Regions from separate parts of the Homo sapiens genome. Here region 1 is linked to region 2. Evidence: read pairs that join two places in POLR2A ChIA-PET (ENCODE). Cell type or tissue: MCF 10A. All regions are shown on one strand. Links, peaks and the distances in the headings refer to the core of each region. The heading gives the core; the rest is flanking DNA.

Region 1 (11,408 bases), core at 2,112-10,111, 320 kb before region 2:
TTTAGACTTTATGGCCAGACAGTCCTGGATTGGAACTCAAATTCTGAAACTAATAATCTGAGGTAATTTAAATATCTCTGAACCTTAATTTCTCCATCTGTTACATGAGAATATCTGGATGGTTGGAAGAAATTAATTAGATACTCTATGGACATTGCTTATTTCAGTCCTATTAAAGAGAAAATAATAAACAGTAGCAGATAATTTAGTTTAACTGTAATTTATTAGAATCTCAGGACAAGTTGAGTACTGTGGTTGATGTTAGGAATGTATGGATGAATAAAGCACAGTTTCTGAGTGAGAGGGACATGTACTTCACTTGGGAGAGCCACATATAAGCAAATATTGCCTACACAATGGAGTATGTACAGAGGTGTACCAAAATAGCTCGGCATGTCAGGAGCTTCATTCTGGAGAGTGGAATCTATTCTAAAACTCAGATTATGAGTATAAATATACTACTTGAACAAGTGCTAATGTGGTCTGATATCACAGGCAGATACAATACTCTTGTGAAAATACAGTGTTTGCAAAGCATTCAGTCTTGGCTTTTCTTGTATGCGGAATCTTTCTAAATGTGGAAATACGTTTGGAAATGTGGCACACTTTGCTTATATTTGTTCTCAGGTCTGAAGTAAATTGTTTTAGAGAGGGGAAAAGCATGAACAGTGAACCCTGAGGACGCATGGTATTTATGGAGAACTACGAAGAGTTGTGTAGAAAGGCACATGAAAAGCAAATGGAGCGACAGGTGAAAGCAGTGGGCATTAAATAGCATACAGAAGCACTGAGCTTCTATTCTGTAAATCAGCGTTTCTCAAAATGGCGTCAGAATTAGACCCCATGCTCACCCATAGAGTTAGAACTTTTGGGAGTATGAATTAAGAATCTGCTCCTGTAATTAAATCTCTAATGATTTGTAAGCAAATAAAAGGGGAACTTGAGCTCTAGGTGAGCTGCAGCCACCAACTGTGTGATTAGCATTTTTGGTAGATGGCTTTAATGGTCACTAAAGAAAAAAATTGAGGGGGACAAACTGAAAGTCAGGAAGACAAATTAGGAGCCCATTTATTCATTCACATGATAACTTCGGCTGCGTGATGTGTAAACATAGTAGGAAAAAAGCAGGCAAATTCTTTCAACTTTCGGTGTCTATGTTCTTTCAGAAAACAAGATGAATAACTAATAATTTCATGTGTATTTTAAAAGAGATGTTCAAAATGCTGTAGGGGCAAATACATCCTGGCTTAACCCAGACAGGAGGGTGAAATGGGAAAAGCTTGAACGAAGTGACGATATTCACAGTTAGATTAAATAACTAGATATCACGTGGGTGAAGTCTGAAAGGAGGAAGCGGAGAGTGTTCAAGGCTGAGCGAACATCATCACTGAAAGCTCTAAGACATGAAAGATGAAAAAACAGAATATGGTTCCTTGGAGCAATTCAGTATTTCTTATTTTGGGTGGGAGACTTCTTTTTTTTTTTTTTTTTTTTTTTTTTTTTGAGAGGTAGTCTCGCTCTGTCGCCCAGGCTGGAGTACAGTGGTGCAATCTCTGTACTTTCACTGCAACTTCCGCCTCCCAAGTTCAAGCAATTCTACTGCCTCAGCCTCTCTCCCAAATAGCTGGGACTACAGGCGCCCACTACCACGCCTGGCTAATTTTTTTTTATTTTTAGTAGAGACGGGGTTTCACTGTGTTAGCCAGGATGGCCTCAATCTCCTGACCTCATGATCTGCCCGCCTCGGCCTCCCAAAGTGCTGGGATTACATGCGTGAGTCACCGTGCCTGGCAGGGTTGGGGGACTTAACAATACCATATGATTATATAAATCCTCTTAGGAATTTAAGAATTTTTTTCATTTTTATGTGCTATATTACAAATTATAGGGAAATTTAAAAAATTAAAGGTTTTAAGAAAATATTTTACAGCAATATGAACACAATCTATTTATATGTATTTTGGAGAGGCAATTTTGAGCATTTGAGCCATTTTAAAAAAGTATATTGTTGACTTTAATTATCTCAGAAAAATGTAGGAATAATACAGTAATAAACAATGTATTGTATATAGATGAATTTGGGGATCTGGAGGACTGAGTGTATACCGAATATAGGTTGAAATAGAATTATATCTTACACCATGTAATATAAATATATTGCTTTCATAAGCTATTGTTTAGGTTTCTTGAATTTTTTTCTAAAATAAATGAGTGTTTTAATAATGTTTATGTTTTGCTTCTAACTAATGAGATAGTAGAGAGGGTGTTAGATTTCTACTTAAAAGCAAAAAAAATAATAGCACATTAACACGTTACGGTTGCATATATTTTATTCTCAAGAAATATAAAAAGGCAATTTCAAATGTAACCAGTCTTACATTTTCTCTTTTATTAGCACTGGAACTGGTTTCAAAGTTGACAAAGACGATATGTTGACGTGTTGTAAATGATTTTAATAATATAAATACAATATGTAGTACAATGAAAGTCACCTTGTTGTTTATTTGCAGAATTATTATTAACTTGTAATTCAGCGTCAACAATGCTTATGCTTTCTATCTTCAATCTAGTATTTATTCTGGAAATAAATTAAACAAATTAAAATGAAAGCAATAAAGCTAACCAATATGGTAAAAACTGACACAGGACAGGGCGCGGTGGCTCACGCTTGTAATCCCAGCACTTTGGGAGGCCGAGGCAGGCAGATCACAAGGTCAGGAGATCGAGACCATCCTGGCTAACACGGTGAAACCCCGTCTCTACTAAAAATATAAAAAATTAGCCGGGTGTGGTCACCGGTGTCTGTAGTCCCAGCTACTCGGGAGGGAGGCTGAGGCAGGAGAATAGCATGAACCCGGGAGGCGGAGCTTGTAGTGAGCCAAGATCACGCCACTGTACTCCAGCCTGGGCAACAGAGAGAGACTCTGTCTCAAAAATAAAAAAATAAAAAACTAAAAATAAAATAAAAATAAAACTGACACAGGTAATGAAACAATTCAGATACATTGTTGGCTGAGTCATTAGCAAGTTCATTTCAAGTCAGTAACCCCTTAAATGAGCCCACTTAAAAATTACAGATGTCATACCGTTGTATTTTTAAGTGGAAGTATGTACAGTATTTAATTATTAAAACTAGAAATTAAAATAGTTTTAATTATCACCATTAGAAACTTGGACCCACTGAAACACCTTTGCAAGTTCCTGATTGTGGGGGAAAATGAGAGATTCACAGACACTGGAATGTGCAGAATTGAATGCAATCCAATGAAACAGGCCAGTAGAGAATGAGAGAGACAGACACACACACACACATAGAGGGAAAGAGACAGAGACACAGAGAAAGTTGCATGAGATTTATTTGAAAGGTAAAATATTTTAAAGCTTTCAACTGAAATTTTTCAGAATTGTTTTTTCCTTGTGAACATCATGAGATGACATAAGGCTATTAAGTTGAAACCGATATGATCTTATTAGCATTTTCATTCAGATAATCTAAATGTATATTCAAAAATGAATCTGGTAGCTAAGAATGGATAGAAGAAGCAATTACAAAAGTTTAGATAAGATGTGATGGAAGACGGACTTTCATGTTGTTATGGGAATTGAGAGAATTAAGCATAGTCAAAAATTAGAATAAAGAATGGGGGGCCGGGCGCGGTGGCTCACGCCTGTAATCCCAGCACTTTGGGAGGCCGAGGCGGACCGATCACGAGGTCAGGAGATCGAGACCACGGTGAAACCCCGTCTCTACTAAAAATACAAAAAATTAGCCAGGCGCGGTGGCGGGTGCCTGTAGTCCCAGCTACTCCGAAGGCTGAGGCAGGAGAATGGCGTGAACCCCGGAGGCAGAGCTTGCAGTGAGCCGAGATTGCGCCAATGCACGCGAGACTCCGTCTCAAAAAAAAAAAAAGAAAGAATAAAGAATGGGCTGCGGCCATGCGCGGTGGCTCATGCCTGTAATCCCAGCGCTTTGGAGCACTTTGGGAGGCTGAGGCAGGCGGATCACCTGGGGTCCAGGAGTTCGAGACCAGCCTCAACATGGAGAAACCCTGTCTCTACTAAAAATACAAAATTAGCCAGGGGAGGTGGTGCATGCCTGTAATCCCAGCTACTTGGGAGGCTGCGGCAGGAGAATTGCTTGAACCTGGGAGGCGGAGGTTGCAGTGAGCCGAGATCGTGCCATTGCACTCCAGCCTGGGCAACAAGAGTGAAACTCCGTCTCAAGAAAAAAAAAAAAAAAAAAAAAAGAATGGGCTGCAATTGTTTAGATGTGAGAGAGAAAGTGTTGATCAACAAGTTGGATGTTAGCAATGTTTTCTGACAAAGGTATTATTGAATGAGAATGAAAGAGATGACAAGAATGACTATTTTTGTGGTTACTATAGTTGTTTTATTTTCCCCCATTTTATTCATTTTTTAATGTTTTTGAAGTTTATAAATGACACATAATTGTACATATTTATGAGGTATAGGTGATGTTTTGATACATGAATAAATAATATAGAGATCAAATCAGGGTAATTAGCATATTCATTCATTTAAATATTTATCAACAATAAGGAAATTTTAAAACCTCTCTTCTAGCTATTTTGAAATATACATTATTGTTACCTCTAGTCATCCTACTATGCAATGGAACACCAGAACTTATTTCTTCTATCTAACCATAGTTTTGTCGCTGTTGACCAATCTTTCAACATCCCCTTATTTCCCCTACCTTTCCCAGTCTCTGCTAACCACTGTTCTATTTGCTATTTCTATGAGAATGACTTCCATTTTTTAAATAATGGAATAGACAAGAATATGTAAATTCTAATAGGAAGAGGTGGATAGAGAGGGAGACATTAAAGTGACAGAAAAGGGAAATGTATGTTATTGTAAAAATAAGAAATTGGCTGAGATATTTTAATAACAATTTTAATAACATAAAAAAATAGGATAGAGATATAAGAAAAACTATATGGGGCTGATAATATTATGGAGATGATAGTGACACATTGATACTTCATTGATTATCTCCCCAACTATCTTATGTTTTATGTGTGTGGTAGGAGGCGAAGACAAAGGAGAATAGGTTGGAGATGTGAAGAGTGTGGAGAGCATTTTCAAAATTCTTGGCGGTGAATATGAGATTAGAATTGCATCCTTGAGGGTTCAGGTGAGGTTGCATAAGCAAGAATTTACTTTTAAATCAAACTGCTTAATTGTGAGATGTTCTCAATTATCACCAGAAGCCACGTTGCATTTCTGGTGTAGGCAGGATACTTTAATGCCAATTGGATTAGGTTTTGCTAAAATAATTTGATGACAGAATAAAGAGTCATGCTATTGGTCATTCAAATGATGGTGATGGTGGTGGAGGTGATCAAAGGCAATAATCGTTGAAAGAAATGATTAAAATTTTTAGTTTCTCTCACATGGATTGGACTTGAAAATAATCAAGAAATTGAAGGCCATCCTGAAATTATCCTAAAATTGTAAGGACATGAGGATTGAGTAGATGAGTGTGTGTGTGTGCACACATATGCATTTATGCATACCTCCACAGATTATACGGGAACATGGCTTAATTAAGAGGCAGCAACAGAAATTAAATTCACTCAAAGCTTCCTTCTTGGATGACTAACAATACACATAATACGAGAGAAGCTCCAACATTCTGGGGGCTGGATTACGAGTTTAATTTTAAACTTGTGAAGAAGTTTTAGGTGTTTCTCATGTATTTTTCAGAGTCCTACCAGAAGACAGCAACATTGTGTTTTAAAGAGAAAATGTTTAATATAAACAACTATTAACTAAAGCAGAGGATTGAAGCTCACAGGGGATTTGCTAAGAAGAAGGAGAACTCTGAAGAATACAGATAGGAGATCAGAGGAGTAACATTCAATCATACAACTAGAAGTAGAGAGCACCTATGGAAGAGCTCCTCACACGCAACACCCCAAACTTGAAATCCAGATCTCAGTGGCATTGGCCTAGCCTTAGCTCACTGAAACATACAGAAATCTCAGGTGCTGTCCTAGCAGAATTTGCTGAAAATTGGCTGTGTTTCTAGGGCAAGCCATCCACAGAGAGATGCCATACCTCAGAGCTTAGGAAATCAGCCTGAGGTTTTGCTGAGCTAAGCTGTTGTCTGTCCTGCACTGCAGGAAGCAGATAATGGAAAACCCATTGCTGAAGGAGCTGAATTGCAGAGAAACTGTGCACTGCAGGAACCTACTGAGAAGAGCACCCTGAGAATGAAATGCCCATTCTTCCTTCACAGTTCCTCTACTGCCCTCTATTGGTCAGTTTTAAATCCTGCCAGCCAGCAAAGTACAGACATTTAAAAGGCCCAGCTTCATTTTCAGAGGAGGAAGTAAGGGATACACGTGCAGTTGAGAGTCAATAATTTGATAAACATCACAGTGGGCTATCTACTGGAAGTAATCTGCTGAAGGAAACTTACAGCTGAAAAAAAGAGGTTAGGCAAGAAATCGGAAGTTGTCAAAGAATGGGTGTTCTCCAATTATTTTCCTAATTGACCATAAAATTTGGCACAGAAATACACATTTGAAGGTAAATTAACCATTTTGACAGCTTGACAAAAGAAAAAAAAATTGTTGTCATGCATGAAAGCTTACATTCGTTCTACTCTTCTAGCCTATAAGTAAACAAACATAATTTATAAAAGGGCCAGATAGTAAGTGTGTGATGCTTTGCTGATGATCTGGTCTCTGTTGCAACTATTTAACTTGATCATTATAAGGAAAAAAACAGCCATAGACAATGTATATGAAAATAAGGCTCTGTTCCAAACAAATTATTTATAAAATAATAATAAATATGTATAATAATATAAAATAAAATGTAAAAACATTATTTATAAAAACCAGACATGGGCTAGATTTAGTCCACAGGCCATAATTTCTGATCTCTGATTTAGATAATTACAATTGGCTAATTACAAAGAGTATATATGATCAGAATGCTTCCAGCAATAGCCAGAATGACAAATCACTGTCTTTGTTTAATGTTTTTTCTTTGTTTTTCATATAAACTTATTGTCTATATTCAATATATTCATCCATACAATGAAAAAAATATATAATTCTCAGAATTGTACATATATAAAATGGAAAACGTATCAATATTATAAAAGCATGCTTAATTTTATAAAATAATAAAACAACTCCTAAATTCAATTTATACTTGATACATTGACAAATAATATTCAACATACCATTAAGGAAAAAAAAAGCGAAATTCTATTTACCTGCTTTCAGATTTTTAATTGATGGTATGATGTTCAACTTTACTTAATTTTAATTTAGATTTTAGCAAAATTTATAAAAGTGCAGCAGACATCTATTACCCCAATATACATCCACTATTGCTTCAACATTCATAAACTGGGCTACAAAGTTTTACTATATTATTTCAAATAAATAAGTGGAAAATTATAAATGTTTATTCTTATAAATTAATTCACAGATAAATTACATGTATTTAGTTATTTTATGGATTTTTCTCATTAAAAAGAGGCCACATAAATAATTTTAAAATTTTATTTGACAAACCTTACTGATCTCTTTCAAAATCTTCTGTGTCACACACACTGTTCTGGTTACCAATATTCACACAAAAAATATTAGATACTGAAACATAATTTCTATGGCCTTAGTGTTGGTGTCTCCCCAAAAATCAGGTGTTGAGTCTGTATTAGTTCGTTTTCATACTGCTATAAAGAACTGTCCGACACTGGGTAATTTATAAAAGAAAGAGGTTTAATTGACTCACAGTTTGGCGTGACTGGGGAGGCCTCAGGAAACATACAATCATGGCGGAAACAAACGGGAAGCAAAGCACCTTCTTCACAAAATGGCAGGAAGGAGACGTGCTGAGTGAAGGGGTAAGAGCTCCTTATAAAACCATCAGACCTCATGATAACTCACCGCTATCACGAGAACAGCACCGGGGAAACCGTCCCCATGATTCAATTGCCTCTGCCTGGTGTCTCTCTTGACATGTGGGGCTTATGGAGATTATAATTCAAGATGAAATTTGAATGGAGACACAAAGCCTAACCGTATCGGTCTTTAGGAAGTGATTAGAACATGAGGGATCCACTCATGAATGGAATTAGTACCATTCTAAAAGAGGCCCAAGAGAACTGCCTTGCCTATTCCACCATGTGAAGACACAGCAAGAAGGCACTGTCTATGAACCAGGAAGCAGGCCCTCACTAGACGCTGATCTGCGGGCATTGACTTCCCGGCCTCTGGAACTGTGAAAAATAAATTTCTTTTGTTTATAAATTACTCAATCTGAGGTATTTTTGTCAAAGCAGCCTAAACATACCAACAGAAATTTAGAAGTTAGGCATAAAAGAATGGGAAGCGACTCTCATTTATCAAAGAACAGGAAGAAGTCATAAGATGGTTCGGAAAGATTAGCAAATCCTATTCAAAAGCAGTCGGGAAAATCAGTATGTTAAGAGTAGAGGTTTTGGCCAGACATGGTGACTCGTGCCTGTCATCCCGGCATTTTGGGAGTTTGAGGTGGGAGGATTGCCTGAGGACAGAAGTTTTTGACCAGCCTGGGCAACATAGTGAGACCCTTTCTCAACAAAAAAATATTTGAAAAGCTATCAGGGCGTGTGGCATGTGCCAGAAGTCTTAGCTTTTTGTGAGCCTGAGGTGGGAGGATTACTTGAGCCCAGGAGTTTGAGATTTCAGTGAGCCATTATCATGCCACTGCACTCTGGCCTGGGTGACAGAGAAGACTCTGTTTCTAAAAGAATTAAAAAGAAAAAGTTAAAAAGGGCAGAGGGAATAGTTACAATGAAAAGTTATCAATAAATAAATACGGATCATTTTGATGTGATTAGTTGGCTGTGAGTGGTGCTTAGGGAAATAACAAGTTAAGTTTGCCTGTATACTTGATTACGTTTTCTAAAACCTTAGATTCAATAGAACATAAAAAAATCTGAGAAGCGAACATTGGCTACCTTTAGGAGGTAGAATGAAGAAGTCTTGCAGAATAAATGGAATTGAGACATGGAAGAAATAAGGTAGAAACAGGGGGTATAATGGTAATTTGAAAGCCAAGGAAATTTCCCAGTGAGAGTGTGGTCAGCAGTATCAAATACCAAGCAATGAACTGCATTTGTGGACATAAAGAGAAGAAACTCCATTATGTAGAAGATACACGGGGGTTGCCATAAGTGAATTTATGTTCAAATTCCTATCCTGCCATTTAGCAACTGGGTTGCTTTGAAAAGGTTTTAGAAAAAGTCTTTCTGATCCTCAGTTTTATTTGGGAAATAAAAATGCTAATAACAACTTTCCCAAAGGTTATAATTAAGGATCAAATAATTTACTAATAATGAATCAATCTGACACATTTATGTTGTGACAATTAGTACTATTTGTGATAGCACTGAAGACTGGGAGCAAGAGTTAAAGTGCTAAATGAAAGGGATGCGAATGCAGCCTATAAATGTACAAGCTTATTTCAGGAAGTTTGACATTTATGGGAAGGAAAAAAATATCTATTTAAGTTAAGTGGGGCAGGTTGTTGGTTTGGGTTCCAGTAGTTAGAAGCTACTGTGCAAGGCAAGTATTTAAGGCAATAGGAAACATCTTCGCAAAAATAGCCAAGACCAAGAAGTACTGCATGCCATTTACATTTGTTAATCAGCACATATCCAGAGCTTAAACTGCCATACATAATACAGCATACAAAATAGTTACAAAACCCCTACCTAAATCCACTATTCCAAGCTTAATCATGCTATTTAATTGCCAAGCTTAATTTGAAAATAATTGTTCACAGCAATTAAGTAAATGCCCCAATTTCATTAACAGACTTTCTAATTAGAACCTACAACATAAAAGTGCTAATGTTGCTTCATTAGCTTTGATTTACTGTTTCTAATACACACTATTTTTTTATTATTCTTTTCTTCAAACCTGAAACTGTGTTTTAGGGTTAATTTTGTATTGTTCTTTGTAAATATCAAGGGGTAATTATTTCTGGATTAAAGCGTAGATAGATCTTATATTAAACTTTCATTTTAACTTTTCACATTAACCACATATTGGGACCAACATTTTAAAACCTCCTTATTGTAGAATAATTTAAAGCAATTAGTGAAGATTGCACTTGGCTTGAATTGTAAACAAACAGGTTTTTCAAAATTGAATATGCTCCTTCACATATGGTATCCAATTGTAAAACAGAAGAGCAAAGAAAGAAGTCTAATTGCGACATAAGCCCACTATTACAAATTGCTTAAGTTGGCAACTGAAGAGAATGGAAGGTGACTTTGATTAGTAGTAATATTAAAATCTAAGACAGTAAAATTAAAAATCTTCAAATATATAAATTATTGTTTGTTTGCTAATTTTAAAACCTAGGGAATTAATTTTTCTCTTTCAATTCCTGCCTTTGTCAACTGAAAAGAATTTCCTTATGTTTTCAAGCAAGTATTGCAACCTTCTATATATAATATACCTACTATTATGGCATAATTATAGAAAAGGATGGAAAATATACTGTTTCACTAAATTGACACTAAGATGAGGTTTGAACAATTTGAACATTATTAGTAGGATTGCAGTTTAAGAGTGAGGGAGGCAGAACTAAAAGGCTGCCTAGTCCATCTTCACTGCATAAATACAATTGACCCTTGAACAACATAGAGGTTGGAGGCGCCAAATTCCCATGCATTTGAAAATCTGCATATCAATTTTGACTCTCCAAAACCTTAACTACTAATAGCCTAGTTTTGATCAGAAGCCTTATTGGTAACAAACAGTTGATTAACATGTATTTTATATGTTTATATATATATATATTTTATATGTTTATATATATATATAATGTGCTGTATTCTTACAATAAAGGAAGCTAGAGAAAAGGAAATGCTATTGAGAAAAACAAAGAAGGGAGTATTTACTATTCATGAAGTGGCAGTGAATCATCATAAAGGTCTTCATCTTCCTTGTCTTCAAACTGAGTACCCTGAGGAAGAGGAGGAAGAGGAAGGGTTGGTCTTGCTGTCTCAGAACTGGAAGAGGCAGCTTTATGGTAATGTACACACACACACACACACACACACACACACCTCAGAACATATTTTTCTTGGAAACATATCTTTGTGAACATGTCACAACACATGACAATTGCTATCTAAGGAGATTGCATCATGATGATTGGGGTAAAAAGAGAAAATTAAATATGAGAGATCTTGTATGGATCAACTATGTTAATAGTTTCCCTGAGGAGACTGCTTAATTGTATCATTCTATATTTTATACATAAAGTTCAAAAGGAAAAATATAAATATTAAATTTAAAACTATTACTTTTTTAGATTAATAAACTTTAATTTTTAGATCATTTTAGTTTCACAGAAATGTTGAA
Region 2 (11,408 bases), core at 2,390-10,389:
AAATGTTGCAGGATTCTGGAGCCTTCCTTAGTGAATTTGAATTCTCTGTATGCTTCTGTGTTACACTCAATAATTTGTGAATATAACATACATATCATTCTGTTTTTAAAGAATATAAATTAATTAGTAAACACAAAATTAATATAATGAATGTAAAATTAACCCTTAATACAGTTAATTTTATATAGAAAGGGCTTAAAGTTATCCACTGTGCATAACCAGTCCTATTTCATTTGTATTTACTATAAGAAGCATATTCTTGAGGCACTAACAATACAACTTATTTTTATAAATAGGAGTTGTGATGTTGCATAACATGATTTAATATTTTGACAGAGGCAAAGACTAGCTAAACATTAGTTACTCTCTATTTACATAAAAATAAGTGACACCTAATTCTCCACTGTTTTTAATTCTCAGATAACTATTGTTATATAAAGCTCCTTTTGTTTTAGCCTTTAACTAAAGAGTATACAAAATGGAAATTCCTGGGACAGCAAGCTACTGAAAATTTATTCAGTGGAAGTAAATGAGTAGGTGGTTATTTTGGTTATTTGAAAAGAAATCCAGATATCATAGTTGCTATCAACAGTGTAGCTGCTAACAGTGTCCTCAGGATACAAATACTTTTTCTGGCTGCTCGCTGTCCCATGTTGTGTCTTGATTTAATTCATGTGACCTCTTGGTCAAAACATGGGCCTTGCAGCTTCAAGTTCAGATTCATGTTCAGATTCAAGAGAAAAGGGGAAGAAAAGGGGAAGGAATGCCACCAACTATCATCTGTCTCTTTTCACTGGAAAAGTTTTTTGTTGTTTTTGTTGTTGTTGTTGTTATAGTCTATTCTAAAATCCACAGAGCAAAATTCTTCTGATATTTCCTTGGCCATTTCTGGATCATCCTCCCCATCAAGCTGCAAAGGAGTTAGATACATTAATGACATGACAAGTAATAGGACTGCTGTTATTAATATAGAAAAAAACATGATATACTATTTATCATATGTGGCTTGGGCACACACTCAGCCCAGCCAAAATAAAGGAATTGTAAGCAAGAAGGGTAGCAGAATAATTCTCAGGTGACAGACATATATCTAGTGTGGAATATTCAATATTACAATCAAATTAAATTGCAACTCACACTTTGACACTGGCAGAGGGAAATTGCACCAAGAGTCACATGGAACTGAATCTGTGTTTTGGCAGCTCACCTCTCACAGAGACAAAGCCTCCTCTCCTCCTATGCCTGAGTGTCCATCAGACCCAATTTTTAAACTGGAAAAACTTATCAGGGAAATTAATAATAAAATACAATTGTATGACGTTAGCTATCATCACTGAGGACAGAAAAGTGTTTAGAAAACAAATACCACTCTTTTTAAAAAACTTTGACTCTTTCCTATTGCTCTTGGAATAAGAATCTCTTTCATTCAGAAACGTTGTGAGAGTGTAATATCAACAATACTAAGTAGAAATTGGTGATCATTTTGGACAACCTCATAAGAGCATATTATTTTTATTTCTAACATGATCATGCCCTTGGACAATTCCTGACATAGGGTATTGTGCAAATCACTTAATTATGACTAAATCTTGTCCTTTTAAGATTCATATTTTAACATTCACCAAACATAATGCTTATGTTTCAGTGGGAGAAATAATGATGTTTCCAATTTTTATGCATGATTTTTTAAAATGGGACTGAGAGAGTCCCATTTTAAAATTTTTGGGAAATACATTTGGTTTTAATTTATGAACATACTTGGAACTTTGATCATTCTTCAAGGACAAAGATGTATCTTGGAGGCACTATATTATTTTATATCTTTGATGTCTGATAAGATTCCAAAATATTTAAGTTGAAAGACTTGATGGTCCACAGAGAAAAGAGAATACTATTGCTGTCATCCTTAATGAAATATGGTGTTTTTACTTCTGTTACCTCAAGCAATATTCACAAAGCATGGAGCTTTGCCATGCTCTTAGCAGTATTTGTACAGATTTGGGAAAAATACATGTTTTATCTGTGCTTCAATCTGTCCATGTCTTCTCCACCTCCCCCTCAAAAAATGGTATGTTGTTCTTCCACAGTTCTTCATATGTGATGAGACACTGTCTCATGAACAGAGAAACTTAATCATTGCAAGTGATATGTGACATTCTTAACCTTCTCCTTAAGGCACAGTCAACATCCACATTGGAACTTTTAAGCATTTATGGGTCTCCATCAGTCTTCAATGCATAGTTCTTATGTATACATCTTCCCTTGCCTCTACTGGAACTGATCATTTGTTTTATTTGACTCAGAAACTTGCTTTATTTAGAAGCTGGAAACATACATCTGTAGTATTGACAAAAGCCTATTCATAAAACGTGGAGATTTTGCCATCTATTCCAGAGAAAAGTCAATGTGGAAAAGTGAAGTGCAAAATTATTTCTGACTTGTGTTATTTTTGAGTCATGTATCTCTGCCTTTTTATGAACAGCAGGCATATTTGGAAGAATTATATCTGAGTCATAAATCCCAATTTGCCTGGCACATGACTAATAGGTGTCTTTAACGTAGTAAGATGATATTGCTGTCCTATCTTACAAAAATTATTTAAACCCTCAATCACAAATAGGGAAGGTCAGATTTAAGCGACAAACATTAATGCTTGCCTCGTCAGGAAATAAGCTGCTACTTCCTCTCCTAGATCACTTTGTGGAAATACACGCACACACACACAATTTTATTTTATCATTTTGTTAATTAGCAAGCAAAACCGCCTTGCTCGATCTTAGAATATAGAATTTGTCAGGAACGCATCAAAGAAATAAACATCAGGTGAGTCAAAATTCAAGATGTTTGACTGATCCCTGTTTGAAACAAGGAGAAATACATATCCTATTTAATTGAATAATGGTTCAAAGTGACTCCCTCTTACCATAAATTTTTAATGATATAAAATATTTGTCTAACTCCTTCCCTTCTATACACTCTTCTATGTAACAGTTTATAAATATTAATGCAGGATTCTCAAAATATATAGGAGAAATCTGAAAATATTCAAAAAGCATGAGGTCAGAGTAAAGCACTGATATTTATGAGTAAAACAGACAACAGCCTTCAGCTATAGTCTGCTGAGTTTAAGACCTAATCACTTAGTCATAGATGTGGGGTTATGATCCTGGGGTCCACTGGGACCTCGCATTTCAGCCACATTGTAAAAATAGTGTTTGGAATCCACGCAGAAATTCACATGTTATTGTGAGTGAAATATCTTTGAGTAGAGATCTCACTAAGGGAGAGTAAGACTGGGAGAGAAGTTACAAAGCATTATAGACATTTGCTGGCTGAGTAAAAATCAACTGACTTGGAGCACAGGTGGCAAAAAAATGTGTGAGACTTATTTTGGGAACTCATGAATGAGGAACAGTATTTGGAGTTTTGCTTTTTTTTTTTTTTTTTTTTGAGACGGAGTCTTGCTCTGTCCCCCAGGCTGGAGTGCAATGGCGCGATCTTGGCTTACTGCAACCTCCGCCTCCTAGGTTCAAGCTATTCTCTTTTCTCAGCCTCCTGAGTAGCTGGGATTACAGGTGCCCACCACCTCATCTGGCTAATTTTTGTATTTTTAGTAGAGATGGGATTTCGCCATGTTGGCCAGGATGGTCTCAAACTCCTGACCTCAGGTGACCTGCCAGCCTCGGCCTCCCAAAGTGCTGAGATTACAGGCATGAGCCACTACGCCTGGCCAGAGCTTTGCTTTTAAGCATTAACTTCTCCATCAAAGAAACTTACCAGGTGTGCTTTTTCATAGAGACAATAAAGACATATTTTCAAATATATGTGTAATTTACATTAAGTATCTTGTGTGAGTTTCAGGCTCTGAAAGAAGATTTTGTCAGTCTGGAAGTCACTGATAGAATATCCATAAAACAACGTTGAAGTGACAAATATAATCTCTAGGATTACACTATTAGAATCTAAAACACAATTTATTTTACTCATTATCTTTAAAATTTCGTTTTTACTTTCCTCTTTATCCCAAATCACATACACACACACACACACACACACACACACACACACACACACACACATCTTTTGAAAGCAATGATATGCATTGAAACACTTCTTGAATAAAGACCACTAACTAAAATATCTTACAAGCCTGGAAGACTCAAAGAATACCAATTTACTGGTTTTCTTTGGCAAAGATTAATTCTTAATTCTTAATTTTCAGATTTTCAAATTCTTGGCAAGGCTTGCCAAGAATTGGGCCTTGCCTCTGAATAATTGAAACTCAAATAACTCAGAAAATATTTTTAGGAAATAGGTATATCATAAGTAAGATGTTTTCTCATTAAATAAAGACATTTACAAAAGTTTGATTTTGACACAACCCAACCAACTCCTCCTTACATGCTTCATTGCCAATCATCCTTGTTCTACTCCAAACATAGTCCTCTGTCATTTCTGTCCTTTAAGATATTTTTAGAGGATTTTCAATTTTTTTATTTGCCAGCTCGGACCCGAAGTTACAGCCAACTTACCATAAACTTTCTTCTTGGAAAAACAGTGGTGAAATTGCCCATATTCTACATTTCTTGCCTTTACTTCTCATGACCTGTGCAATTATGGTAACTCTTCCTGACTCTTCACATATTAACCTTACATTATCCATATGGATATAACTTTTTTTCTCACCTTTGCCACAAAAATAGCTATAAATGTATTCTCATTGTTTTCATTTGAATAGATGCAAATGAGGAATAAACAAGATTTGACTCTAAATTACATTGAATTGATTTTAAATTAAAACATATCTTTGGAGATTCAATCGTAATCAGTCTTTCACCTTCATGGAAGAGTTGATTTTTCAAATTGGACAAATTCATACTAGTCAATTTTGGATAAAGAAATGTGCCATTAAGCAGGGTAATAGTGTTTTCTGAACCACATGTAGCTTTACTATAAGGTAGTGAAATGAATTCTCTTGAGTGGTCAGTTTCAGATTATCAGTCTCAAATATGTTCATAGTTATGGCTATTGAGAGAATATACATATATGCTCTTTCCTACCCAAATGGCTAGTGTTAAGAACACTGATGATTTTTAAGTTTTGGCTGCCTTTAAAATATTTATTATTTTATACCCTTGCCTTGTATACTGATGTAAACACTGTAATACAGAGACCAATTAATTTAAAAAGTCCTTCCGCGCAAGCCATAACTCACTCTCAGTCATCTGTATTTGTAAATAAAGTTTTATTGGAACACAGGCATTCCCTTTCATTTACATATTGTTCAGGGTTGCTTTTGGGCTACCACAACAGAGTTGAGTAGTTGCAAGAAAGGGAGGATGTCTCATAATTATTTACTATCTATCTCTTTATGAAAAAAATTTCCTAATTCCCATTTTAATAAGTACTAGGTTGATGATAATGTCTTTAAGAATGGTAAATCAAATAGTGATTAGTTACATAATAATGGTACCTTATGGTAATAATAGATTAAGATTCTTAGGCTTCTCTGGCGATCTGGATGACTCTCCCGGGAACTCTAGACAAGGCTGTTCCCCTGTGCCCTTAGTCACTCAGGTGAAAAAAATTGCATTTCTTTGCTAGGGAAAACCAACCAATTAGCTAACAAAAACCCTGAGGTTCTTTCTTTCATGTCTATTGATTGTGGTAAAATTGGTGGTCTGATTAACAGCTAATTTATTCCTTATTTTCTCTTATTCAAGCCATGTACTGTTGAGGAGGGCTTATCAGCATTACAGCACAGACGTATATTCAACTCAAGCTCAGGGGAAGTGTGAAATATACATACATACATATACACATATATATTATACATGTATACACATATATAAAGAAAAACTTAAAATGAAAAAGTGAGAATTTAAAAAAAAACACTTTTTTAATCAACAGTTTGATTCCAGGAGGCACTACAAATTTTATGAAGACATAAAATAGGAAAAGTATCAAATAAATCAGAAAATAATACAGAAGAGTAAAAGAACTCTTTTGGTGAAGTTAGTGCACACAAATGTATTACCAAGGCCTCCTGCAAAACTGTACAAACTAAGCGATAAATTTAGATATAAGCTTCACAGCTACCAAAGGAAAGAAAAACAATAATTATTTATATGATGAACATCGTCTTGTTGTGACATGCCTGTCCCACATTGCTTTAGCAAATAGAAAGAATGTTTTTGAAGCAGAACTTGATGTTATGCCAACTAGGACTGGCTACGTAATTTGTGGAGCACAATGCAAAATGAAAATGCCATGTCTGTTGCTTAAAATTATTAAGATTTTCAAGATTGCAACAGCAGAGCATTACACTAAGAATGACCCTAGTAGGTGAGAGGTTGGTTCGACTAACAAGTAGCACATCCATGAAGCTGACTCTGATACCCACAACTTATTCTGAGGAAAGTCACCAGGACAGGTCATGTTAATCTTACAACTGTTGTCATCAGCATCAAGAAAAATACTCATTCAGTGCTTAATTTGTGCAGTTCCTATTGTAGTGAACTCTTAAAACAATTTCATTTTATTCTTCCACTAAGCCAATCAGGTGGGTAGTATTGTTAGATCAATATTATGAGGAAGGAAATCATTGAACAGTATGTCCATAATTTCACATAGCATGGTTCTTTTTTTAAATAAACACGTTCAGAGGAAATTTCTCTCAGAGATAATTTCAAGAGAAGACATTCTAGAGAGTTAAAATGTTGAGATTATCAAATAAGACTTTCCAGATTCCCAAATCCATGATCTCAGCAACTTTATTGACTATCTACTGCCTTTTGATATTATTGTATAGGGACTATATTCGCAATGCTATGTTCTCAGTACTCTTTTGAGTTTTGGCTAAATCGTGATAAATAAGACACAGTTCCCTGTAGTTCAGAGTCTAAAGGAGCCTGGGTGAGTAGAAAAGAAGCAATTAAACAAATTACTAAATTAAAATTTAGGTAAGTGCTTTGAAGGCAATAAATAGGATTTTGTTATTATGGTTAATTGAAAGTACTTCAGATGCAGTGGATGAACTTTATGTATACTGCATCTCTGAAGAACTGTTTGAACTGGGCATCAAAGGATGAAAATAAGCCAGACACATGAAATTCTGGTACAATAATTCTACAGGTTGAGGAACATCTTGCGCAAATGCTCTGCAGAGTATAAGTGTAAAATTGTATAAGCTTCAAGTATTTGAGAACATTCTATGTAGAACAAAATGAGGTTAGAATTGTGTGCTGAGGAAAACATCATGCAGGATCATATAGGCCATGATCATTTAGTTTTGTTTTAAATGCAAAAGGAAGCCACTGAAATATTATTCATCATGCAGACTGACATAATGAGGTGCATATTCACCAAGTATGACTCCAACAACTATTTGTTGATGAGATGGAGTAAAAGAAAGAGTATAAAAATTAAGGTGCTATTTAGATTAGGGCATCGGCTCAAGGGGGCTGGAGTAGAGATGAAGACAAGTGGACTAATTTGAGGGAAGTTTATGATATAAACCATGAACTTTGGGATTAATTGGCTATGCGGAATACAGGGAATAGAGGGAAGCAAATGCTCTCCTCTCATAGCATTAGCACATAGGACGCTGGGTTTTGGGAGGAGGAAAAAAAGAGATTGATTCAGGAATAAAAAATTTTTCTTGCCACATGTTAATTTGGACATTCCCATGGTACTTCCAAGTACAGATGCCAAGAAAGCAGTCAGATGTACACATCTCATGCTCAGAGAAAAGATCAACCCCAGGGATGTAAAGCGGTTTCATCATGACATCCATGACACTGAAAATAATTCAAGTGAATGGGATCTCCAGGGAATGGAGTCTAGCCTGAAGAGAGAATCTAGCCCTTAATTTAAGTCCTGAAAACCTTATTTTGTGGAGTCTGATAGAGCAGAAAGATACTAGAAAACTAGATATACTAGATATGCTAGAATATACCAGCAAATTAAATTAAGAAAAAATGATCTATAAAGTAGGAAGAAAACTTAGGCGAGTATGGAGTCATAGAATCCTACAGGAAACAATAACGTCCTGCCTTCCTCAGAGAGTTTTTCTGGTAGCCTTAGACCTTCTTGGGCACAGCATTTATGGCAGTTACGTCTTATTGTTTTCTGAATACAGTCTAGTTCATTCCAATAGCCTGTTTGGTTGTTTCCAAATCTAGTGCTTCATTGTTTTGGTGATTCAGCTGCGCTCTGATCTACCCTTCACATTATTAACAGGCCTCTTCTCATCTGATTCACTTTATAGCATAATTTATTATTTCACCTGTTATTTAATTATTACTTACTGCCTTAAGAACTTGACTAATTACCATGTTTTGTGGGCCTCTCTGCCTCTATCATCTTGACTTTATCTGCATATATCTCAATTCAAATGATCTAAGACACTTGATGTGATACTTTCAGTTTATATTGTTTTAGCATAGAGAAATCACTACTCTTCAAATTGCTCATTCTAAGCCACCTCACTAGAGGTAAAAACGGTGAGGTTCTAAGGTGCAAAGCTTTTCTGATGCAAAATGAGTCACTTTTTTTTTTTTATTCTTCTGAAAATATTTTAGAAAATTGAGTTTACAAGCAATACCTTGATAGGAACTGTGGCTTCAGTTGTGTGAAATGTGGAGGTGGAAAAATAATGACAGTGATAAGGCAGACTACTCTGGAGAGACTAACAGTAAGAGTAGGAGAACAAAACATCAGAGTCTGAAGGATTTGTGTTGGAGATCCTGTTAAGGAGGGCCTTGACAAAGAGGAAATTGAGTTTTATTTTCAATGAGCATATTAATGGTGACCTACTAGTTATAGATGATTGTGTTTCATAAAATAATTTGGAATTGTCAATAACTGATCCTTATCTCATTTCTATTGGAGTGGTGAAATCTTTCTCTAAGATGTCCTCATTGGATTCAGTTCTAATTAAGAGTGCCCTCTTGTGATCATTTTCTAGATGTCTCCTAATAAATGTACATTTGTAAATTGTGCCTTGGTATCCTTCATGCATTAACTAATCTCCAGAAAATGCGTTGTGTAAACCCAGTATTTACGTGTAATGCACATTTTGTTTTTTAGTACATTTGAATTTTGTTTCATTGTAACAAGAAAAATAATTTCAACTTTTAACTGAATAAAGATGACAGATAAACTAGCACTTGCCCATTGGTCAATTTCCATGCATATATTTATCCTATTAAATTTCTATAGGAAATAGTCTGTAAACTTATCTACACTTACACACATACCTTGATGTGACAAGTATGGAAGTCATCATTGTATTCATAAAACCTTACAATTTAAAAAGTTTAATCTTCGATACTGACTTAGAACCAAGTGCTTAGGTGAGTTATGTAAGTGACAGAATGATTTGACTTTTTTTTGGTCAGAAATATAATGAATTGGATTCATCCAGTAGCGGCTTCTTATTAAACACATATTTGTAGTTGATATTTAGAAATATATTATGAAGTCCCTAGATTCCTGACTTTGGATTGCTTAACCAACTCAAGTTCTCTGACTACATATATGTAAAATCTTCTATACTGCCTCAGAAAAACAGAAGAAACAAAGACAATAGACATTATGTTGATAAGATGTCTAATCTATGCTAAAATCTTTCCACTTTATTTTGCCTTCACAAAAACTCTATTAGGCAAATCTTATTATTTCCATTATACTGATAAGGAAACTGAGGTATGGAATAATTGAAGAGCTTGCATATTGTATTACTAATAAGTCAAAGAATTGAAATTCAGTTCCCACCCTGGCTGACTACTGTACTGAAATTACAGAATAAAATTGCAGTTGCTTAGAACCAGATAACAATCAATGCAGATGAATTTTTTTTGCTTTTAATAGAAGGCAATTGTATGTAATAAATAAAATTTTCAATATTAATGTTATGAAAGATTGACTTAAAATGACAATTTTTAGAAAGGCCATATACTATGAACAAGATAGGGGTAGAAAAAACAAAAGTTATCCATGGGTAAACTTGAACAATTTTGAGAAAGAAAATGGCTCATCAAAGATGACTTTCCATCTTGTATCTCCATTAACTTTCTCTCCGACACACAGGATTAAACATATTTGGCAGGAACTTTTAATGATGGCTGGTAGAGAACAGATGATATTATTTATTATGTGAATTATACAATTTAGAGAGATGGCATACTGGGGCTATTTCATAAATGTCCAGTTTGGGAAAGTGAAGTCTAGATACTTGAAGCATGGTTATTTTTTGCCAATGTCATACTGAAATAGAAAGACAATAGATTTCAGGATGCATATCTCTAGGCGATCCCTCAGCACGTTGAGGTGCTCAATAATGTGTTTCACTATTTTAGTGTTAAAGTATCTATGGTTGCTGTAGAGTAAAGCATATGTGGCTTTTAGAAGTCAGTACCATTGGGAAGCATTTCAGATAGCTGTGGAAGCTATTTTATATTGTATCATTTATTTATTCATAAACCTGTCCTTCCAATTCTCTGTTAAGGAAATTGAGCTTGATGTAGCATATTATGACTGTAAAGATAGTACTCAGTGGAATTTTTTCTTTTTTTTGAGACAGAGTCTTGCTCTGTCACCCAGGCTGGAGTGCAGTGGCACAATCTCAGCTCACTACAGCCTCCGCCTCCTGGGCTAAAGCAATTCTCCTGCCTCAGCCTCCCAAGTAGCTGGGATTACAGGCGCACGCCACCACGCCTGGCTGATTTTTGTATTTTTAGTAGAGACGGGGTTTCACCATGTTGGCCAGGCTGGTCTCGAACTCCTGACCTCGTGATCTACCCTCCTCGGCCTCCCAAAGTGCTGAGATTACAGGTGTGAGCCACTGCACCTGGCCGGAAAAAAATTTTTAATGACTGTTTGTTATTTTAGTAATTCCTTTGAATTCCTGGTATTCCTTTAGTAATACTAGTGGCTGGTATTACTCAATTCATAAATGAGCACTATCATATTGTTCTTTCTGTAAATTGTAGCATATTCCAATCAACCCTGCAAAGATATTTTAGACCATGAGATTTTTAACACTAGAACTAAGGAACACAGAGCTTGAGTCTCCCGTCATTGAGAGGAACACATGTTCCGTGGGTGGAATGGAGAGTTGCCTCTGATTCCAGTTTCTCCTTAACTTGAGAAACAGCACAATTCTCCAAGAAATCCATGCCCTGTCAGCATGCCTTTCAGCATCTTTTCTTCCCCAAGGTCCAAAAAGTCAAAATCCAGGATCTGCAAACTAATCTTTCAGTCCCCAGATGTCCTCGGGGTACATGTTGCTCTTATCTACCACTTCCTGAATGTGCACATCTCTGTTAAGTGCTTCTCAGTTATGGGAATAAATTAAATGTCCTGGCATTTAATTTGCTCACAGGGTCCTCACAGAGGAACAGTGC

What was found. ChIA-PET counts read pairs that join two places held together with the same protein. Peaks named below come from ENCODE experiments on the same cell type or tissue, not always from the same donor. Only the 100,000 strongest peaks of a DNase experiment are listed, where the experiment ranks them.
Region 1: POLR2A ChIA-PET joins it to region 2 with 5 read pairs; 1 of 35 experiments calls an interaction of 5 or more read pairs at or near these places.

The regions. Positions count from the first base shown.
Region 1 is chr5:23,203,964-23,215,371 of GRCh38, reverse strand. No RefSeq gene overlaps it. Among named protein-coding and RNA genes, the nearest start is that of PRDM9, 300 kb to the left of the region's middle. In MCF 10A, for the core only: a CTCF peak has its summit at 6,279 (motif pointing left); a DNase peak (open chromatin) is centred at 6,281.
Region 2 is chr5:22,887,457-22,898,864 of GRCh38, reverse strand. No RefSeq gene overlaps it. Among named protein-coding and RNA genes, the nearest start is that of CDH12, 40 kb to the right of the region's middle. In MCF 10A, for the core only: a CTCF peak has its summit at 8,931 (motif pointing left); a DNase peak (open chromatin) is centred at 6,214.